Regions from separate parts of the Homo sapiens genome. Here region 2 is linked to region 1. Evidence: read pairs that join two places in POLR2A ChIA-PET (ENCODE). Cell type or tissue: PC-3. All regions are shown on one strand.

Region 1 (8,000 bases):
CCCGTATGCACAAGGGACCAGCCCCTAGTCTGAAGCCCTGGGCACTAGTTCTCCCCTGAGCTGAGACATGAGCAGACCCTACCCCTGGGGACGGAGGTACTTACCCTCAGCTCCACCCACTTGTCCAAAAGCCTTCGATCACTGAACTCGCACAGCAGCCCTGAGGACGTGATGCAGAAGGTACTGTCCGCCTTTTTTCCTCTGCCACAGGCCACATCAGTGAATAGGTTGTTCCGTAGCTCTCCCAGCAGCCCTGAGCGGCCCAGCAAGGGCACAGTGGCATTCACCTGTGGAGGCACACCACTGTTACACCCCCATCCACCCCAGAGCCTGCCCCTGGAAACTGGGCCCTAGGAGAGTACAGGGGACGCCTCCAGCACCTCCTTGCTCTTTGGGCCTACTCCTCAGCCCAGACAGCATCTGGCTCATCCAAAACTTCTGCATGACTGCTGGGAATGCAGAGAGAGGCCCAAGTGGGGCAGAGTCTCCTGGGTTGGGCTGGGCAGGCCCTGCCAGGGGCCTTGGTGGCTACTCCCAGCTTCAGCACCTCACCTTTGAGGTCTTGCTGTCATCGAGATACCAGAATTTGATGTGTCGGTTGCCTGCAGTGACAAAGTAGCTGCAATCCTCAGAGAAGGACACTGCTGTCACCCGACTGGACACCTTGTTGGAGGCCACCACAATGTTTTTCTGGAGGGGATGCCAAAGGAAGAATCAAGGCTCTGTCTCTTGGAGCTAAGAAGACAGTGACTCAGAGAATGGAGGAGAATTAGAATTTGTACTTGACAAAGTGTTTCTTTCCAGAATTTACTGGCCAGAAAAAGAGGGGTAGGGAAATAATCCCTTTCTAGAGGAGCTGAAAAGATTCGTTTCCTGCAGAAGTCTTTGAAGGCATAAAGCTAGCCCCTTCAACCAACATGCTTGGCCACACAGTTGCTCTTTTCTGCTTCAAATAACTTTCTAGAATGAGAATGGTTCAGTGGGGTGGAATGGAGCAGTGCAGGTCAGCAGTCTCTTGCCTCCCCAGCTGACACTTGACCCCTGTGAGGCTGCCAGGCCACCCCACCCAGCCACTCACCTTCCAGGCCCACACGTTGACGATCATGTCATGCTGGTAGCCCACAGAGACAATGTACTTGGCGCTAGGAGAGAAGGCCACACAAGCCACACCATACTTGTGCTCCTGCAGCTCGGCCACCTGGCTGTGCTCTGCCACGTCCCAAACCCGCACGGCAGGCATGTGCCCACTCTGCAGGGAGGCAAGAACTGGAAGTGAGTTCTTGACTTCTCCACAGGCATACAGCCCCACTTCGTCTTCCAGAGCGGGGCCCTCGCCTCCTCAGCTACTAGATACCATCACTTCCCCAGCCAAAAGTCAGGGCAGGGTATAGAGGAAATATGATAAAGATCTGAGGGCAACAGTGATTACCAGGAAGAAAGTGGCCCCGGATTTTAGTCAGCATCTCTGGGTGGCCGTCTGTACTTCAGGTTGTTCAAAGCTCCCTGAATGGTTCTGATGGGCAGCCGGCATTGAGAGCCACTACCACTCAGGTCTATTTCTGCCCCTAGTAAGACTACGCCGCCAGGACAGAAGCGTTCCTCCTGAGCCCAGCAGGGGGCCCCCGGGGGTAAGGAATAGTTAAGGCAGTGGTTTCCAAAGCACGCTTCCTTCACCAGCAGGATCAGCACTCTCTGGGAACTTGTTACAAATGCACATTTCAGACTCCCATCCCAGACCTACAGAATCAGAAACTCTGAGGACCAGGCTAGTGATGTGTGCTTTCACAAGCCCTCCAAGTGATTCTGATGTACACTAAAGCTTGAGAACCACTATTTTAAGGTATAGCGAAAACCAGGATTTGGTGTCTGTTTCAGAAGCCAAAGTGACAGCAGGCCTAGGACCGCAGCTCTCTGCGGAGGCCAGGACACCTGCCCTCTTTACAGTACTGCCAGCCCTCTTCCTCACTCACCTCTCCAGTGACCAAGTACTTGCCATCAGGGGAGAAGGCAAGGGCAGTGATGGTTTTCCTGCAAGAGATGGGGCAGGCTCAGAGGGGCACTGGCAGCCTGGCCTAAGCCTAGCCCCCTCCCAGCCTCTCAAAAGGTGAGACCAGCAGACACCAATGGCACATGTGGCACTTCCCCATCTGGCTTTAGGACCCAACCAGGTCCCAGCCCCCAGAGCCATAGAGACTCTAGACAGTGCCCTTCTCATAGCTCCCAGAAGGAAGAGGTATCCTGAGGACCCCAGCCCATTTACCTGGAACTGTTGAGGATGTGGTGCTGTTTGTGTTTCCGGGGATTGAACAACACAACCACACACCTGAGGAGATGAGCAGACAACAGGCTCAGCAGCAAACCACAGCTCCCCCAGGAGCCCTCCAGGCCACCCAGGACTTCCAGTCACCCGGCAGAGGGAGCTGGGTAGAAAGAGCTCAGAAGGGCTCCACTGTTTTTTTCCTTTTCTTTTTTTTTTTTTTTTTTTTTTGAGACAGGATCTTACTCTGTCATCCCAGCCAGAGTGCAGTGGTGCAAACATGGCTCAGTGCAGCCTCAACTTGCAGGTTCAAGCAATCCTCCCACCTTAGCCTCCCTAGTAGCTGGAACCACAGGCATGTGCCACCATGCAAGCTAATCTTTGTATTTTTTTTTTTTTTTTTTTGTAGACACGGGATCTTGCCACGTTGCCCAGGCTGGTCCCAAACTCTTGAACTCAAGTGATCTGCCTCCCAAAGTGCTGGGATTACAGGCATAAGCCACCGTGCCCAGCCTCCACTGCTTTCTCCTGGCAACCTGTTCTTGCTCCTTTTCCCCACCCAAGAGGAACTATCTCTGTAGCCCCATGAGGGTGAAAGGGTTCCCTGGAAGCCTGTCCCCCCAGCCAGGCCCCTAAATACCAGCTCTATCTCTGGCCATACCCACAAAGGGCAGCAGGGACACAGGCCATCCCGCAGCCCTTGTGCATACCCCAGGAAGGGGTGTAGGAGGGAAGAAGAAATGTGATTTGGGCAAAGCAGGCCTCGGGTGCACAGCCCGTTCACAGGCTTGGGGCCACACGTGTATCAAGCATGTGTGCCTTAAGATGTAAGGCCTCTCACGTGTGCACCCACGTGTGTACCTGGCAAGAGCTGGCCCCCCACACCATGTGTTGAATAAGGAAGGAAGTGGGAGGCGAGGCAGGGGCCACACAGCAGAGAGGCTCAGTAAGATGGGGTGGGGGATAGAGATAGCCTGAGAAGGCCTGGGAAAGCCTTACAGTGCCACAGAGGTCCCAAGCCCCACCCTGAGAATCTCTGGCCCCAAGAAACCTGAGAAGAACCCCCCGACTGCCAGAAGCAGAATCAGGGACTCTGCCTGCCTCACAGAGAAGGTGGGGGCAACCTCTCCCGTCAGGCAGCAAGGCTGCTGGATGGAATCAGGTCCTGCCTTTCCAGAGGCAGCTCCGGAGATGGAAGCTGGGTAGTAGGAATCGGGGGCAAGAAGCCAAAGGCCAATAGCCAGGCAGCTTCTCTTTAGGCTTCCTGGCTGTCAGCAGGCCCTGGCCCGTTGCCCCTTCTGCCTCAACTCTTCATTAGCACTGGAAATAGCAGACAAGAGCAAGCCTGGAGACTGCGAATAGGAAAGGCAGGGAGGAGAGAAAGAGGAGACAGCTACTTCCCCCAGACCTAATTTTCCCTAGTGGGACCCCACTGCAGCCCCCATATCTGAACGCCACTACTGGCTGGAAACTTGAAGGGAGGTAGGTGCAAGTTGCTAGTGAGGGCTAAGCATCTTGGGCTCAATAAACCACTTTGATATGCAAATTTGGGGACACTGGGACCTCCGATGTGACTAGATATGCCCAGAACTGCCAGGCTGACCAACAGCTGTGGAATTCCTGAGTCACATCATTTTCTCCTCTAACCCCTCAACTCTTCCTGTTTTTTTTTCCTCCTTCTTTCTCCATTTCCTACTCTTTCCTTGTTCCTGTTTCCTTTCTCTGTTTTTTTGAGACAAGGTCTCACTATGTTGCCCAAGCTGGTCTTGAACTCCTGGGCTCAAGTAATCCTCCTGCCTCATCCTCCCAAGTAGCTGGGATTACAGGCTCATGCCACCCTGGCTCAGCCCTTCCTTCATTTTTTTTTTTTTTTTTGAGGCAGGGTCTCGCTCTGTCACCCAGGCTGGACTGCAGTGGCACCATGGCACCATCACAGCTCCCTGCAGCCTCGACCTCCTGGGCTCAAGCAATCCTCCCACCTCAGCCTCCCAAGTAGCTGGGATTACAGGCACATGCCACCATACCCAGTTAATTTTTGTATTTTTTGTAGAGATGGGGTTTTGCCATGTTGCCCAGGCTGGTCTTGAACTCCTTTCTCTTTTTATACCACTTTCTAGTCTCCTGCTTCCCCTTCTAGAATGTCACAGTCAGGAGGGTTTTAAAAAGTATGACAGGCCGGGCACAGTGGCTTATGCCTATAATCCCAGCACTTCGGGAGGCTGAGACAGGCAGATCACCTGAGGTCAGGAGTTCGAGATCAGGCTGGCCAACATGGTAAAACCCCATCTCTACTAAAAATACAAAAATAAGCCAGGTGTGGTGGTGGGTACCTGTAATCCCAGCTACTTGGGAGGCTGAGGCAGGAGAATTGCTTGAACCCAGGAGGTGAAGGTTGCAATGAGTTGAGATCATGCCATTGCAGTCCAGCCTGGGCGACAAGAACTAGACTCTGTCTCAAAAAAAAAAAAAGTACGACAAAAGCAAGATGGCTCTGGAAACTCTGCACCCCATCGCTCTTGAGCAGGCAAACGAAAATTATAACAGAGCCGGGAGTGGTGGCTCACGCCTGTAATCCCAGCACTTTGGGAGGCTGAGGCTGGCAGATCACGAGGTCAGGAGATCGAGACCATCCTGGCCAACATGGTGAAACCCCATCTCTACTAAAAATACAAAAATTAGCCAGGCGTGGTGGCGGGCACCTGTAGTCCCAGCTACTGGGGAGGCTGAGGCAGGAGAATGGCGTGAACCCAGGAGGCGGAGCTTGCAGCAAGCCAAAATCACGCCATGGCACTCCAGCCTGGGTGACAGAGCGAGACTAGGTCTACAAAAAAAAAAAAAAAAAAGAAAGAAAGAAAGAAAATTATAAGAGTTCAAAGTGCACAGATTTAGATTTTTTTTTCTTTTTTTTTTGAGATGGAGTCTCACTCTATCACCCAGGCTGGAGTGCAGTGGCGTGATCTCGGCTCACTGCAACCTCCACCTCCCGCGTTCAAGCAATTCTTCTGTCTCAGCCTCCCCAGTAGCTGGGATTACAGGCACCCATCACCAAGCCTGGCTAATTTTTTTATATTTTTAGTAGAGATGTGATTTCACTATATTGGTCGGCTGGTCTCAAACTCCTGACCTCAGGTGATCCACCCACCTTGGCCTCCCAAAGTGTTGGGATTACAGGCGTGAGCCACTGTGCCCAGCCAAATTTAGATATTTAGGTTTTAATACTTTATGCAGTATATGAAAAGTAATAGCCCCAGGCCTGCCACTATCATGAATTCAGAGCCCAGAAAGTTCTCAGTGGTTAAACAACGTTTTCTGAACCTTCCTGCAATCTGTGCTGACCTGAGGCCCTCTACAGACTCCTCTCTCCAGCAAAGGCTCTAGTCTGAATGGGGACAGGTTCCCTAGCCTTCTGATTAGTTACACAGGAACCACAGTAAAGGGCTTCAGCTGAGAGTTGATCTAATTGAATTGACTCGATGCATAATCCAGCCAACCATATTCCAAATCCAGAAAAACTGGGATCTATTTGCAAGTTTATGAGTTTTCCCTTAATTCTCATCCCAAAGCAGCATTTCAGCCTTTAAAGGGTAGTGCATCAGACTGCTTAAAACACTTTCCAAGTCACTGCATACAAACTCAGTCTTCCTGGGACACAATATCCTCTGTTTCCTCCTTCTCCTATGTTCAGCTCCATGGTGGAAGAAGGGTGAATGATGCATGTGTGTGTGTGTAGGAACACTACGTAGATAGAAGGATGACTGGCTAGAGGCAATGAGGCAATTTCTCCCTCCTCTAACATCCCCTTGCCCCCAGTATAGCCTAAGAAATTCTCAGGTGTGCCATGGAAGAGCTAAGCAAGAAAAGGAAACACACAGAGGTCATCCCTTAAGCAACTATTTTTATTTCTAATTATTGATATTTGGAAGCCATCCAACAAGAGAAAGACAGCATGCAACCACGGTCGCAGCTACACATGCAGGGACGATAACGCAGATGCTGAAGTGAGAGCAGCATAGCCAGGGCTCCTTGTGTGCTTGACTTGAGGCCCTCCTGACCTGTTCTCAAAAGCACCAAGGAGCCCTCTCAGCCTTCTTGGTGAACTCTGAGCAAGCTCCTAGGTCAGCTGGGGAGAGGAGTGCGGGGCACAGTTTGTATCAATCTTTCTCTCCACATCCCCTGACCCTGCCCAGCAGGGTGAGCCCTTGCTCAGTGCTGGCTGGGATCCACCACATGCCAAGGGCTGGGTTGGACCAATCAGCTGAGTCCTGCAACTCAGCACCTGAGGGTGCAGGGCGGCTGCTCACTCTCACAGAAGGACGTAAGGCCTCAGCCTGGGGGAGTCACGCTGTGGAGTACCAGTGCCAGGTGCTGGGCCCACTGCCCAGGAAGGGCCAAGCCTTCAACATCCCCCTTCCCTACACAGGTCCAGGCCTGCTGCTACCACAAAGAGCCCAGGATTCCCATAGGATCCACCTCCTACCACTCTCCATCCCCCAGATGGGATGAGCTATGCATGGGGCAGCACAGACACAGGGAGCAGGACACACAAGGTCAACCAGGGACCCTGGGCCTTTGAATTGTTTTCTTTCAGACCAGGTAAAATCTGAGAATGACTCACAGAAGCATGCCAAAGGGGCTTCTGGCCTCGCTCAAATGTCGCCCTCCAGCCCTATTTATCATTACAACCCTACCTCCGTCACTGCTACCGCTTCTACTGTTTCCAAAGCACACATCAATTTGTAATCACGCTTATAACTTACACTGGGGGTGGGGATCCATCTTCACACACCAGACTGCCAGTTCTGTGAGGATGGTATTTTTGGTCTGTTTTACTTACTGTTAATTTCCCAGGGCCTAGACGATAGGCCCTCAGTAATTATTTGTAAACAAGTGAATATGTCTTCAAGTCACTAGGGGCAAGATCTCAAAGCCCTGGCTGCCAAGGAACCTCCTGGGTAGCAGAGTGTGAATGAGGGCCCTGGGGAGAGGTCCATGGTTCTCCTGTACCTCAGGCATTTAGGACTCCTTGATGCTCAAGGGCAGTGTAGAGGTGGAAAGAGCAGAACACTGAGGTCACAGGCCTGTCTGCTAACACACTGCATGATCCTGGGCACCAAGTCCCAACCTTTTCTTCTCTCAGGCCCACCTGGTCTCTCTACTGTCCCTGGCGAATACCCTACAGCAAGTAAGAAGGTAGCTCTGTGTTCCTTCAGCTCAGGTGTCACGAGAACACAGTTCAGGAGGAGAATTCTGTCACACCCAGTGCAATGCTTCAAAGCTGAGGATCTCAGAATCAATTTTAACATGGGCTGAGGAAATGGAGGGCCTCCTCAGGAGAGCAGGGGTTCCCTCTTCTCCTCCCCACTTAAATCAACCAAGAGGTCTCTTCTTAGCTGCCAGATACACCCCGTCACCTTGCTGGGACACTTCCCATCCCAGCGGGAGAGGAGCAGCTGTGCGCAGGGCACTCACCCAGGCCATTCTGGCATAGGAGCCAGGAGAAACCCATTCTCAGGACTGGGCACAGGGGCACAGGGGCACAGGGGCTGTGCTGGGCTTGAAGGCCCATCAACCTTCCACCAGCTGGCTGAGGAAAAGGCCCAACTCAATTAAGGGTGTTCAACTCAATTAAGTCTCTCAAAGGGGCTGTCTGGCATCCTCTAGTAGGGGGGCTTCCCGTGGGGAAACAACGGCCAAGGGATGTAGGAGCCACTAGGACAGGCTCCATGCTCAGCCTGGAGCTCCT
Region 2 (8,000 bases), 350 kb after region 1:
CGGGCAACATAATGAGACCAGGGAAAGGGAAGAGGAAGGGAAGGAGGAAGGGAAGGGGGAAGGAGGAAGGGAGGGGAAGAAAAGGGAAAAAGAAAGAAGAAAGAAAAAAGAAAAGGAAAAAGGAAAGCAAAGGAAAAAGTGCTAAGGATTTAACAGCACAGCTAATGGTGATATGTCCAGAGATTAATGAAACCATGTCACAAGTCTTATAAACTTAGGCTGATTAATATAAATCCACCTTTTACACACACACACACACACACACACACACACACACTCAAAACAGGTTTATTCTTTGGACAATGAGGAACACTGAATCTCCTACCTGAGATTCTTGAATCTGTGTCAGTTTTTTCTTTTCTTGCTCCTCTTCTTGCTTTTTCTTCTTTTCTTTCTTTTCTTTCTTTTTGGCTGTTTTTAGTTTTTTCTTGATTTCAAATCTGGTTAAAAGATATTTGGTTTTTAAGTAGCAATGAAATGTATATAAAAACTGATTTCTATTAGATAGGAGAAAGGAACTAAGGGAAAGGAGCTAATAGATATTTTGGCTTTCCTGCAAGAAACTCTGGTGTACCTTTTAAGTACATTAAAAATATTTAATATGTTAATTACAACAAAATATAAAATATTTGATAGCATTAAGTTGGAATATGTTTAAAATGAGAGACTACGGGCCAGGCACAGGGGCTCACACCTGTAATCCCAGCATTTTGGGAGGCCGAGGCGGGGGGATCAAGAGATCGAGACCATCCTGGCCAACATGGTGAAACCCCGTCTCTACTAAAAATACAAAAATTAGCTGGGCATGGTGGCGCACACTTGTAGTCCCAGCTACTTGGGAGGCTGAGGCAGGAGAATCGCTTTAATCCGGGAGGGAGGTTGCAATGAGCCAAGATCGCGCCACTGCACTCCAGCCTAGCGACAGAGCAAGAATCCGTTTCAAAAAAAAAAAAAGAGAGAGAAAGAGAACATATATAGGGTATTGCTGTACTCATCTGCGCCACTCTAGCCTGGGCGACAGAGTGAGATTCCATCTCAAAAAATAAACAAACAAACAAACAGGCCCGGTGCAGTGGCTCACACCTGTAATCCCAGCACTTTGGGAAACCAAGGTGGACGGATCACGAGGTCAGGAGATTGAGACCATCCTGGCCAAAATGGTGAAACCCCATCTCCACTAAAAATACAAAAATTAGCTGGGCATGGTGGCATGTGCCTGTAATCCCAGCTACTCGGGAGGCTGAGGCAGAAGAATTGCTTGAACCCAGGAGTCGGAGGTTGCAGTGAGCCAAGATCACGCCACTGCACTCCAGCCTGGCGACAGAGTGAGACTCCGTCTTGAAAACAAACAACAAACAAACAACAACAAAAAACACACAATGAAAGACCATTTCACACCCACCAGGATAGCTATTATCACAAAAAGGGAGGCCAGGCACGGTGGCTCACACCTGTAATTCCAGTACTTTGGGAGGCCAAGGCAGGAGGATCACTTGAGTCCAGGAGTTGGAGACTAGCCTGGACAACATGGTGAGACCCTGTCTCTACAAAAATTTTAAAAATTGGCTGGACATGGTGGTACATGCTTGTAGTCCCAGCTACTTGGCAGGCTGAGGTGGGAGAACTGCTTGAGCCCAGGAGATTGAGGCTGCAGCCAGCCATGATCATACCACTGAACTCTAGCTAGCCTGGGCGACAGAGTGAGACCCTGTCTCAACAACAACAAAAAAAGGAAAAGACAAGTGTTAAAGTGTTAGTGAAGAGGTGGAGAAACTAGTACACTTATTGCCGATGGGAAATCTAAAATGATGCAGCTGCAGTTTCTCAAAAAGTTAGAAAGAGTTACCGTACCAGCCAGCAATTCTACTTTCCAGTATACACTCAAAAGAACTGAAAATAGGTACTCAAATTGTTGTATATAAACGTTCACAGCAGCACCAGTCACAATAGCAAAAAGGAGGAAACACCACAAATATAAATCAACAGATGGACAGATAAACAAAATGTGGTATATACATAAAATGGAATATTACTCAGACATAAAAAGGAGTGAAGTACTAATACATGCTAAATGGATAAACCTCAAAAACATACTAAGTGAAAGAAGTCAGTCACAAAAGACTACATATTATGATTTCATTTATATAAAATATCCAGGTCGGCCATGGTGGCTAATGCCTGTAATCTAAACACTTTGGGAGGCCAAGGCAGGAGGACTGCTTGAGGCTAGGAGTTCAAGAATAGCCTGGACAACATAGCGAGACCTCTTCTTTAATAAAAGTTTAAAAAATTGGCCAGGTGGTGGCACACGCCTATAGTCCCAGCTACTTGGGAGGCTGAGGTGGGAGGATTGCTTGAACACAGGAGGTCGAGGCTTCAATGAGCTATAATCATGCCACAGCACTCCAGCCTGGGTGACAGAACGAGACCCTGTCTTGATAACAACAACAATAATAATAAACATATCCAGAATAGGCAAATCTAGAGAGACAGAAAGGAGATTAGTGGTTGCCTAGGGCTGGGAGGCTTATGGGGAAATACAGGAGTGACAAAATGCTCTAGAATTAATTGTGGTGATGATTGCACAACTCTGTGGACATATAAAAACCAATGAATTATACACTTTAAGTGGGTTATTTTAAACAAAGTTATTTTTTAGAGTTAGTGATAGTTTACATTTACATAATGTTCTTATGTATATAATCTCTCTTGAGGTTTACAACAACCCCCAGGAGGAAGCTGAGGCAGGAAGAGAAAGTGATTTAACTCCGATCACCCCTCCAGCGAGTCTGACTTGACCCCTAGACCTTCTAACTGCAATGTCAGTGCCCTTTCTACAACCAGGCTACCTTTTATGCTTCCTGCCCCCATGAATAATCTAACAACTGAAAATGACATCTCACTACTGGTGCTGCTGGCTAGAGAACAGGATGCTAATGGTGCTTACATAAAAAAGACTACAAAGATTAAATGCAATCCATATAAAGAGCTTTTAAAGTAAAAAAGATTCAGGAAATTCCAGAGTTTCCATATTGCACTGCCCTGAAGCTAAACAAACGAACTACTAAAATATCAATTTTCTATGATGGCTCTGAACCTCTGTCTTAATAATCAGCACACTAAACCATTCTTATAGTCACTAAAAAAAGTCACTGAAGCTGGGGGTGGTGGTTCACACCTGTAACCCCAGCATTTTGGGAAGCCGAGGTGGACGAATTGCTTGAGGCCAGGAGTTCAAGACCAGCCTGGGCAACATGGCAAACCCCCCCTCTCTAAAAAAAAAAAAAAAAGAAAAAAAAATTACAGGGCCAGGAGAGGTGGCTCACGCCTGTAATCCCAGCACTTTGGAAAGCCGAGGTGGGTGGATCACCTGAGGTCAGGAACTCCAGACCAGCCTGGCCAATATGAAAAATTAGCCAGGCCGGCGGGCACGGTGGCTCACACCTGTAATCCCAGCACTTTGGGAGGCCAAGGCAGGCAGAACACGAGGTCAAGAGATCAAGACCGTCCTGGCTAACACGGTGAAACCCCATCTCTACTAAAAATACAAAAAATTGGCTGGGTGTGGTGGCGGGCGCCTGTAAACCCAGCTACTTGGGAGGCTGAGGCAGAATAGCATGAACCCGGGAAGCGGAGCTTGCAGTCAGCCGAGGTTGCGCCACTGCACTCCAGCCTGGGGGACAGAGCGAGACTCAGTCTCAAAAAAAAAAAAAGAAAGAAAAATTAGCCAGGCCGGTGTGGTGGCTCACGCCTGTGATCCCAGCACTTTGGGAGGCCAAGGCAGGAGGATCATTTAAGGTCAGGACTTGGAAACCAGCCTGGCCAACATAGTGAAACCCTGTCTCTACTTAAAATACAAAAATTGGCCAGGCACAGTGGCTTACGCCTGTAATCCCAGCACTTTGGGAGGCAGAGGCGGGTGGATCATCTCAGGTCAGGAGGTGGATGGAGACCAGCCTGGCCAACATGGTGAAACCCCGTCCCTGCTAAAAATACAAAAATTAGCTGGGCGTGGTGGTGGGCGCCTGTAATCCCAGCTACAGGGGAGGCTGAGGCAGGAGAATTGCTTGAACCCGGGAGGCAGAGGTTGCAGTGAGCCGAGATTGTGCCATTGCACTCCAGCCTGGGCAACAAGAGCAAAACTCCATCTCAAAAAAAAAAAAAAAAATTAGCTTGACATAGTGGCGCATGCCTGTAATCCCAGCTACACAGGAGGCTGAGGCAGGAGAATCACTGAACCTGGTAGGCGGAGGTTGCAGTGAGCCAAGATCGTGTCACTGCATTCCACCCTGGGCAACAGAGTGAGACTCCATCTCAAAAAAAAAAAAAAAGAAAAAAAAGAAAAAATATTAGCCAGGCATGGTAGCCTACAGCCTGTAGTCCCAGCTACTTGGGAGGCTGAGGTGGGAGGCTGGCTTGAATCCAGGAGGTGGCAATTGTAGTGAGCCGAGTTCACACCACTGCACTCCTGCCTGGACAACAAAGCCAGACTCTGTCTAAAAAAAAAAAAAATTTTTTTTTAAGAAGTCACTGAATCAGTCAACTGTCTCATTCACGTAAGGTGAAAAACATAAAAACTAAGTTTGAGACAAGCCACCTATTACCCTTGAGCTACTTTGTGATTTTGTCATAGGACTTATTGGCCTTACACGACAACATCTTACTATGCTTTCCACAGTTCAGATATACAAATTTTAAACCATCTGGTAACTCCAGCACAGTTTATTAAGTCCTATTTGTTCCAATATAGGTAAACTTGGAAGGATTCACACTCAAAACAAATGTTGAAGCCGAGCGCGGTGGCTCACACCTGTAATTCCAGCACTTTGGGAGGCTGAGGCAGGTGGATCACTTGAGGTCAGGAGTTTGAGACCAGCCTGGCCAACATGGTGAAACCCTGTCTCTACTAAAAATACAAAAATTAGCCGGGCGTTGTGGCGGGCGTCTGTAATCCCAGCTGCTTGGGAGGCTGAGGCAGGAGAATCACTTGAACCCAGGAAGTGGAGGTTGCAGTGAGCCGAGATCGTGCCATTGCACTCCAGCCTGGGCAACAAGAATGAAAGTCTGTCTCAAAAAAAAAAAAAAAAAACAAAAACAAAAACAAAAATCAAATGTCTATTGCTTGCTGCTGACTGAAAGCCAAACATTCTTCTCTAGGATAACTCAGCATACTTAATATGGTCTCCAGAAGGGACAAACAAAACTCCCAGATGAAAAGGAACTAAGTGCTGCCAAAGAAAATGCTTCTATTCTCCTTTCATAAGATTAAATAGGTAGGATCCTTGTTCTGAGGGCTATTTTATTTCCAAGACAAAAGCCAAGTTTATTTTTACCTTGAAATTCTGTTAGGAGATAAGGAAGAACTACTGCCATATTTAAAACTTTTCCATTTAAAATATGGCAAAAGTTCAAAACATTGAAGCAGCTTCTAAATATCAAAAAGTAATTTAACACTTGACTTTTTAAAAAAATACAAAAACCATGCTAGAGGATAGTCAGATACCTAACTTGTACATAATGAGGAGAAATTCCAAGTCTTGAATCCTGTGAAGACAGGGCTCCAAATATGAATTTTGGAAAATTATTTCAACCTAGGAGCGTGAACAATTTGAAGCCAATTTGTAAAATATAAAGCTTTAAAACACCATTTGTTCATTTAATTTTTACATATCATTTGATGTGTTCCCATATTACTCTCAATCATTACTGTATTCATGTTCTAAAACCAACGCAATCTTATGATTACTTCAATACTTTTTGCTCAGTAGAAATCAAATCACGTACTGATCTTTATCAAGACAAAAACAATCTCTATAATTCCCCTCCCTTTTTTTTGACACAGGGTCTCACTCTGTCACCCAGGCTGGAGTGCAGTGGTGCAATCTCAGCTCATTGCAAACTCTACATTCCGGGCTCAAATGATACTCCTGCTGACTCAGCCTCCCAAGTACCTGGGACTACAGGCATGGGCCACCATGCCTGACTATTTTTTGTAGGAGAGAGCGTTTTGCCATGTTGCCATGACTGGTCTTGAATTCCTGGAATCAACTGATCCACCCACCTCAGCCTCCCAAAGTGCTGGGATTACAGGTGTGAGCCGCCGCGCCAGGCCTGTAATTCCCTTTATTTTTTATTTTTTGAGACGGAATCTCCCTCTGTCGCCCAGGCTGGAGTCCAGTGGCATAATCTTGGCTCACTGCAACCTCCGCCTCCTGGGTTCCAGCCATTCTCCTGCCTCAGGATCCCGAATAGCTGGGATTACAGATGCGTACGACCATGCTTGGCTAATTTTTTGTATTTTTAGTAGAGATGGGTTTCACCATGTTGGCCAGGCAGGTCTCGAACTCCTGACCTCAAGTGATCCGCCCGCCTTGGCCTCCCAAAGTGCAGGGATTACCAGTGTGAGCCACCACACTTGGCCTGTAATTCCTTTTATTTATTTATTTTTATTTTTATTTTTTATTGAGACAGAGTCTCGCTCTCACCAAGGCTAGAGTGCAGTGGCGCCATCTCAGCTCACTGCAACCTCCATCTCCTGGGTTGAAGCAATTCTCCTGCCTCGGCCTCCTGAGTAGCTGGGACTACGGGTGCACAACACCACACCAGGCTAATTTTTTTGTATTTTTAGTAGAGATGGGTTTTCACCATGTTGGCCAGGCTGGTCTAGAACTCCTGATCTCTGGTGATCCGTCCACCTCGGCCTCCCAAAGTATGTAATTCCCTTTAGAATGCTGCCTGTAGTGCGGTGTTACAGAATAGGTAAAATGACAGGAAATGTGACGCAGGAGAGGATATGGCCACAGCGTGTTTTATGGTGTCAGATGGTCCCAGGTTTGAAATCCAGTTCTACCACTTACCAGCTAAATCACCTTGGGCAAGTTTCTTCATTCATTCACTCAACTAGTATTTAGTGCATATCTCTGTGCCAGGTACTGTTCTAGGCACTAAGAATAGAGTGGCGAAAAGGACAAAGTCTCTCCCTTCATGCAGCTTACTCTTTAGTTACCTAATGTCTCTAAGCCTAAGCGTCTACCTCTGTAATATGGTATAACCAACTTCACAGAGCAGTTGTGAAGATTAAATAGTGCACATAAATAATGTCTTATGAATAAAACCTTCTGAATAACGTACATTAGTAAACAAAGCCAGTGGCACTGAGTAAATAATGAATGTGATTGAAATTTAATACATCACTTGCGTCTCATCATGTTAACAGTCAATTCCAAATGCCAGTCTCCATGTGTAGGTCAGGTGTGAAGGACAGGGAAGTATGAGAAAAGAGATGAACAGAAAAGGTGGGGGCGGGGGGGGGACAACGACGAGGACAACCTTACCTTCTTTTCAACACCTCCCTCTTCTCTATGCGATTGAACAGTTCTTGCTCTCTCTCTTTCTCTGTCATCTGTTCCAGACGGGCCCTGTCTTCCTCATCTCCCATGAGGTCTTCTCCATAGCCATCATGGAACTCTTCATCTTCTGAGGAAGAGTCTGAATCTGAACTGGAAGAGGAGCTGTTGCTGTCAGAGTCTGACACTTCACCTGCAACAAAGGCCCAAACACAAGATTACACTATGCTACAGAAGACAGGCCACAAGCGGCTCCACAATGTTGACAACATCACCCTTCTTTCAGCTACAGTAAGAAACCAGTTTGTTATTTTACTTATTTGTTTTTACTTTTTTTTTGAGATGGAGTTTTGCTCTTATTGCCTAGGCTGGAGTGCAGTGGCACAATCTCAGCTCCTCCACCTCCCGGGTTCAAGCGATTCTCCTGCCTCAGCCTCCCAAGTAGCAGGGATTACAGATGTGTGCCACCACACCCAGCTAATTTTGTATTTTTATTGGAGACGGGGTTTCACCATATTGTTCAGGCTGGTCTCGAACTCCTGACCTCAGGTGATCTGCCCACCTCGGCCTCCCAGTGCTGGGATTACAGGCGTGAGCCACTGCGCCTATTTATTTTTACTTTTTAAATAGAATTGGGGTCTCGCTTTGTTGCCA

Evidence for each region. Peaks named below come from ENCODE experiments on the same cell type or tissue, not always from the same donor. Only the 100,000 strongest peaks of a DNase experiment are listed, where the experiment ranks them.
Region 2: POLR2A ChIA-PET joins it to region 1 with 15 read pairs; 4 of 35 experiments call an interaction of 5 or more read pairs at or near these places.

What each region holds. Positions count from the first base shown.
Region 1 is chr15:41,805,206-41,813,205 of GRCh38, reverse strand. It overlaps MAPKBP1 (mitogen-activated protein kinase binding protein 1), which reads right to left. Exons shown (of 31, transcript NM_014994.3): 4 at 2,261-2,323; 5 at 1,971-2,028; 6 at 1,079-1,249; 7 at 553-690; 8 at 105-287. Among named protein-coding and RNA genes, the nearest start is that of JMJD7, 19 kb to the left of the region's middle. In PC-3, CTCF peaks have their summits at 1,396, 1,605 (motif pointing right) and 6,436; DNase peaks (open chromatin) are centred at 1,635, 3,865 and 6,505.
Region 2 is chr15:41,457,211-41,465,210 of GRCh38, reverse strand. RTF1 (RTF1 homolog, Paf1/RNA polymerase II complex component) reads right to left here. Exons shown (of 18, transcript NM_015138.5): 4 at 7,335-7,539; 5 at 326-440. Among named protein-coding and RNA genes, the nearest start is that of ITPKA, 33 kb to the left of the region's middle. In PC-3, no CTCF peak of the experiment used is centred here; no DNase peak of the experiment used is centred here.